2 separate regions of the Mus musculus genome follow, and region 1 is linked to region 2. Evidence: chromatin contacts called from ENCODE POLR2A ChIA-PET data. All regions are on one chromosome and are shown on one strand. The core of a region is the stretch at or near the end of the contact, and the rest is flanking DNA. Distances in the headings are between cores, read along the strand shown. Region 1 overlaps Platr22 (pluripotency associated transcript 22). Region 2 has its middle 69 kb from the start of Zfp281.

The links. ChIA-PET counts read pairs that join two places held with the same protein, here RNA polymerase II (POLR2A).
Region 1: POLR2A ChIA-PET joins it to region 2 with 12 read pairs in embryonic stem cell. The contact joins two enhancer-like sites. POLR2A ChIA-PET finds 5 or more read pairs at or near these places in 4 of 5 experiments (Patski and embryonic stem cell).

What each region holds. Positions count from the first base shown.
Region 1 is chr1:136,705,226-136,708,021 of GRCm38, forward strand. It overlaps Platr22 (pluripotency associated transcript 22), which reads left to right. Exons shown (of 5, transcript NR_037986.1): 2 at 314-417. Among named protein-coding and RNA genes, the nearest start is that of Platr22, 10 kb to the left of the region's middle. Within about 2 kb of position 1,441, at least 1 of the 3 ENCODE cell types and tissues checked has a DNase peak (open chromatin) inside an H3K27ac peak, as active enhancers do.
Region 2 is chr1:136,554,431-136,557,319 of GRCm38, forward strand. It overlaps a transcript of Kif14 not described here. Among named protein-coding and RNA genes, the nearest start is that of Zfp281, 69 kb to the right of the region's middle. Within about 2 kb of position 1,586, at least 2 of the 3 ENCODE cell types and tissues checked have a DNase peak (open chromatin) inside an H3K27ac peak, as active enhancers do.

The DNA.
Region 1 (2,796 bases), core at 191-2,690, 150 kb after region 2:
CAGGGTTTCTCTGTGTAGCCCTGGCTGTCCTGGAACTCACTCTGTAGACCAGGCTGACCTCTGCCTCCCAAGTGCTTCGATTAAAGGCATGTCCCACCACACCTGGCTATGACAGGTTTTATTAAGATGCCTTAATATATATAAACAGTATCCTTTGATCATATTTATCTTCCCATAGTGCCCTATTCTTTTTTTGTTTTATAGTCTTCACATATAAGAGAAACATACACAGTATATATATATATATATATATATATATATACATATATATGCATCTATATTATATTCATATGTAATTTTTCATGTTTTTCAGGTTACCCTGTAAGTCACCGTGTAGCTGAAGATGACCTTGAACTTCTAATCCTGGCTCTGCTCCCCATTTCTGGGATTATAGGCTTGGGCCACTACATTCCATTTGTGAGTTGGGGATTGAACCTACTACTTTTGTTTTTCTTTTTCTTTTTTTGAGACAGGGTCTCTCTGTGTAGCCCTGGCTGCCCTGGAACTCACTCTGTAGACCAGGCTGGCCTTGAACTCAGAAATCCGCCTGCCTCTGCCACCGGAGTACTGGGATTAAGGCGTAGCGCCACCACACCCGGCTGAACCTATTACTTTTTATAAACTACTAGGTAAGCATTCTCCCAGTGTGTCATGCCCCCATTGTTCTTTCTTTCTGAGCCTCATGTGGCCTAGGTTGGCCCCAAACCTACTGATAGAAGATGCTGACTCCTTATTCTCTCCTCCCTCCACTTTCTTAGGGCTGGTATTCCAAGAGCAGGCAGGTACACCCAGCCGTGAGTCAGGGCTGTTTCTCCTAACATGGTTAGAGATTTTTAGTTGCTATCAGATGGTTGGTTGGTTGATTTTAGACAGTCTTCTTTGTCTCTTGAACTGGCCTTCACCTGTACTTCTCTATGTAGCCCAGGCTGGCCTTGAATTCCCTCAGCCTGATTTGTTACTGAGATTTTTGTCTCTAGACTTGTCCCTTTTCCCTTTCTGAAGTGAGAAAGCAATGAGCATTGACTAAATAGCGAAACAGATATCTTCCTATTCAACAAGAACAAGAGAAACGGGGACAAAGGGAGGTTATAGATACGGTATCAAAAATGAGGGGAAGAAAGTGCTGGAGAGATGGATCAGCAGGTGAGGGCGTTAGCTATTCTTCCAGAAGACGCCAGTTCAAATTCCAGCACCCACATGGCAGCTCACAACTGTCTGTAACTCCAAGATCAGCACTCTCACACAGACATACATGCAGGCAAAACACCAATGCACATAAAATAAAGGTAAATTAAAAAAAAAGATTTTAAAAATGAGGTGCTGATAAGGGTGATGGGTAGTGAAGATATTTATTCATCTCTTTTCTGGGAACCTTAAGGCAGTCTCTTTTTGTTCCTTTTATAGTTCCCTGCCACGGTTACCATGGCAATTGTCAACAGGCATCGTGCTGGAGAGTATGCCATTTAGCCGGCAGATAGATTACAATGCGGTTAAATGTTGTCTGGCTGTTGCTCTGGTGGCCATTTTAGGTGCAGACAGTTTCTGCTCATACACTTTCCTGAAGCCCCGAACATTTTGTCCTCAAAATGCACTAAGATCAGAAACACAGTCAGGCTGTGCTTGGGGCGACAAAATAGGAGCCGTTTTCCTGCAGCAGGGCCATTTGGGTCAAGCCCACCTGCGGTAGGCTCTGCTCCATATTGAAAATCACCGCAGCTGATGGGATACATGTGCTATCTTGACTAGACTTTTTTCTAGGCAATGTTTGGATGGTACCCAGCACCTCATATGTTCAACAAATGCTCCCTCACACCATCCTGCCTAGTGTGCCTGAACCGCGCTCAGGAAACGAGTAATGTTGAGGAGTAAACCTATGATAAATGTGAGATTTTTGTTTGTTTGGTTTTGGTTGCTACTGAGCTAATTACTGGCTTTGGGATGGGGCCTGGGCACCGGGAAAGCGCAGGGAAGGAAGCGAGAGAGGCTGCAAATTTGTTACCAGTGATCAACTCAGTCACGAACTCAGTCATGCCTACGTAGTGAACATTCCACAAAGACCTGAGTTCGGAGAGCCATGAGATAGATGGCTGGCTGTTCTAAGCACCTGGAAGCTGGCTTTCCCTCAAACCCCTGTCTTGACTATGCCCTGAGCCCTGTGCGTCCCTTCATCTGTTACCTAGTTCTACAGTAAGCCAGCAAGCCTGTTTCCTTACTTGCAACACCAGCAGATTAGCCAAACAGGAGGAGGGAGGCACAGCTGGTGTGGTGGTTTGAAAGGAAATGACCTCCAGAGGCTCACAGGGCGTGGCCCTATGAGGAGGTGTGGCCTTGTTGGAGTAGGTGTGGCCTTTTTGAGGAGGTGTGTCACTGGGGGAAGGGGGAGGAGCTTTGAGTTTCAGAAGCTCAAGACAGGCTCAGTGTGGCTCTCTCTTCCGGCTGCCTGCCAATCCGGATGTAGAACTCTCAGCTACATCTCCTTCACCATTTCTGCCTGCATGCAGCCGCGCTTCCCACTATGACGATAACGGACCTCTGAATTGTAAGCCAGCCCCAACGAGACTTTTTCCTTCATAAGAGTTGCTGTGGTCACCACGGTGTCTCTTCCCAGGCACCGTGAGCCTGAATAGCACTGACTAGCACAGCTGAGTTGTAGTTGGTTAGAAGCACAACTCAAAAACGATCCATAGCGACTGGCACGGGATGTGGGGAGCCTGGGACCAAAGTGTCTTCAACGTGTGGGATCTGACACGGTGACCGGCTGAATGGTGTCATATCCAAAGTGAGTTGCAGGACTGA
Region 2 (2,889 bases), core at 336-2,835:
TATGTATGTATGTGTGTGTGTATATATATATATATTTTTAAAAGATTTATTTATTTTATGTATGAGTGCTCTATCTGCATGTATACCTGCCAGAAGAGGGAATTAGATCCCTTTACAGATGGTTGTGAGCTGTGGTTGCTAGGAATTAAACACAGGTCCTCTGGAAGAGCAGCCAGTGCTCATAACTACTGAGTCATCTCTATAGCCCTCAATTTATCTTTTAATAGTTATTTGTGTCTATGTTGCCCCCCTTCCTTTCTCCCTCTTTCCCTCTCTCCTCTCTATTTTGGTTTTGGTTTTTCAAGATAGAGTTTCTCTGTATATCCCTGGCTGTTCTGGAACTCACTCTGTAGACCAAGCTGATCTCTCAATTTCATAAAGATCCGCCTGCCTCTGCCTTAAAGAGTGCCGGGATTAAATATGTCTGCCACCAGCAGCCAGCTTGGACTGGCTTAATGCATTCTTCTAGAGCAGGATTTGGGTGGGGGAGGGACAGTAACAATGGCCTGCTCACAAACCTAGCCACTGTTTAGTTGGGTTTTTTTTTTCTTTTGTTTTGTTTTTGTATGTATGATTTATTTTATGTATCGTGTGTGGGGTTGTGGAAGTCAGAGGACAACTTTTGGGAATCAGCCCCTCCTTCCACTCAAGTTGCCCACGTTGGCGGCAAGTGCCTTTACCTGGTGAGCCCTATCTCACTCAGCCCGCTATAGTTTCTGGTGGTTGAAAAAATATCAGTCTGGACTCAGTGGTCATGCCTTGATCCCAGCACTCGGGAGGTAAACATAGTTCATAGGTCTCTGTGAACTCAAGGCCAGGCAGGTCTACGTGGTGAGTACCAAGCCAGCCAGAACTACACAGTGAGACTGTCTCAAGAAAGACAGAAAAAAGCTGGGCTGTGGTGGCTCATGCCTTTAATCCCAGCACTTGGGAGGCAGAGGCAGGTGGATTTCTGAGTTCGAGGCCAGCCTGGTGTACAGAGTGAGTTCCAGGACAGCCAGGACTACACAGAGAAACCCTGTCTCGAGAAACCAAAAAAAAAAAAAAAAAAAAAAGACAGAAAAAAAGTCAATAGAATGGGGTTTCATGAAATTCAATATTGAACATCCATCAATAAAACCTTATTAGAACACAGCTGTGCCCATTCACGTGTCTCCACAGGACCGCCTTTCTGCCCTGATGACCAAGGTGAGAGTTTGCTGCAGAGTACAAAGCTTTGCGCAGCCTGAAGTCGTCACTACCTGGCCCTTTAAGAACAAGCTGGTAGATCTTGCTTCCGAAAAGCAAAACTGCCTCTTCATTTACAAATTCAACTCTCAGAAGCAGTTCCTGGGCGGCTTGGCAGTCCTGTCATCCTCTGTGAGTGCTCCTTTCAGAAGCGTTGGCCTTGGAAGAATGCCGTTCAGGGAACACAAACTCTTCACTTAAATAAAACAAAACAACAAAAAATCCTACCCACCATACCTGGTTATGTTCTGTAATTACCAGTGGACCTTTAAAAACTCTCAGTGGCTAAGTCTTATCTTGTGTCTACTCCGTCAGGTTTCTGACAGCCAGGGCTTGGCTGCTTCTTGACATTCCCAGGGGGTTGTGCACGGGATCAGGGTTGACCACCACTGTGAAACCTACGCCCGGGGTGCTCCCTCTGCTGTTTAGAATTAATATTTTAATCACTCTGGCCATTTCCAGTGGCAATTCGATTCCCTTCCACAGTGTTTGTGGGATGCCTATAAAATGCTAATTGTGCTGGAAACTCTGTGTCAAGAGAAAGGAATGTGCCTCTAGTCTGAGCTCAACAGCAGCCCTTCGAGGACTGAGTGCCTCCCTTCTCCCAGGCAGACAGCATCTACGTCTTCATTTTGGGACTGCTGCAAGATGCAGGATTTGTGTGTAGATACATGGAACCCAAAAGGGTATTAATAAAACGGTACGAGCTTTTGCGCTATCCCGTAGGTGTTTGGCAAACAGCTGCATTTCTACAAACTGAGAATGAGTTTGGAGAAATGGACAACCTGTAAGCCAGAAGCAGAACTAAGGAAGGATAAAGCCACAGACAGACCTTCCCATAGTCCCCTTCAGTGCCTTCAGAGTCTGTCCTGTTTCCACAGGCTGAGGTCAGTGTAGTACTGCACCATACACCATAAGGGGTATGGAAAGACAAGAAAAAACTCTCTCTCTCTCTCTCTCTCTCTCTCTCTCTCTCTCTCTCTCTTCACACACACACACACACACACACACACACACACACCATTCAGAAAACAACATCCAAAAAAAACCCACTGACTTGGGGCTGGAGAGATGGCTCAGTGGTTAAGAGCATTGGCTGCTCTTCCAGGGGTCCTGAGTTCAATTCCCAGCAACCACATGGTGGCTCACAACCATCTGTAATGGGATCTGGTGCCCTCTTCTGGCCTGCAGGAATACTTGCAGGCAGAATGCTGTATAATAAATAAATCTTAAAAACAAGACAAACAAAACAACCACCAACAAGACTAAAAGCCAAGGTGAGAGATGAGGTCAGAAGGTCTCTGAGTCCATCACGGGGATTTTTATCCCTGTGCTTGCTTTAAAAGCAAGGGATGGCTTTCGTGCCATCAAAATGGAGAACAGACCAAGTCCTCTGCAGGTTTTCTCTGTTCCTGTAATGGCTCAAAACGATGCCGGTGTATGATCACTTGATTTCCCACCTACGACCCATCAGCGGCTGCACTCGTGAAAAATGTATATAAACCAAGCAATAACCTTCCACCATCTTGAGGATGGATTTTGTCAAAATATGTACAGATTTTTTTAGACTATACCTCTACTTATTTATAGCGTACATTATGGTATACATTTATAGTGTACATATGGTTCAGTGGGTAAAAAATGACGACTTGAGGGGCTGGT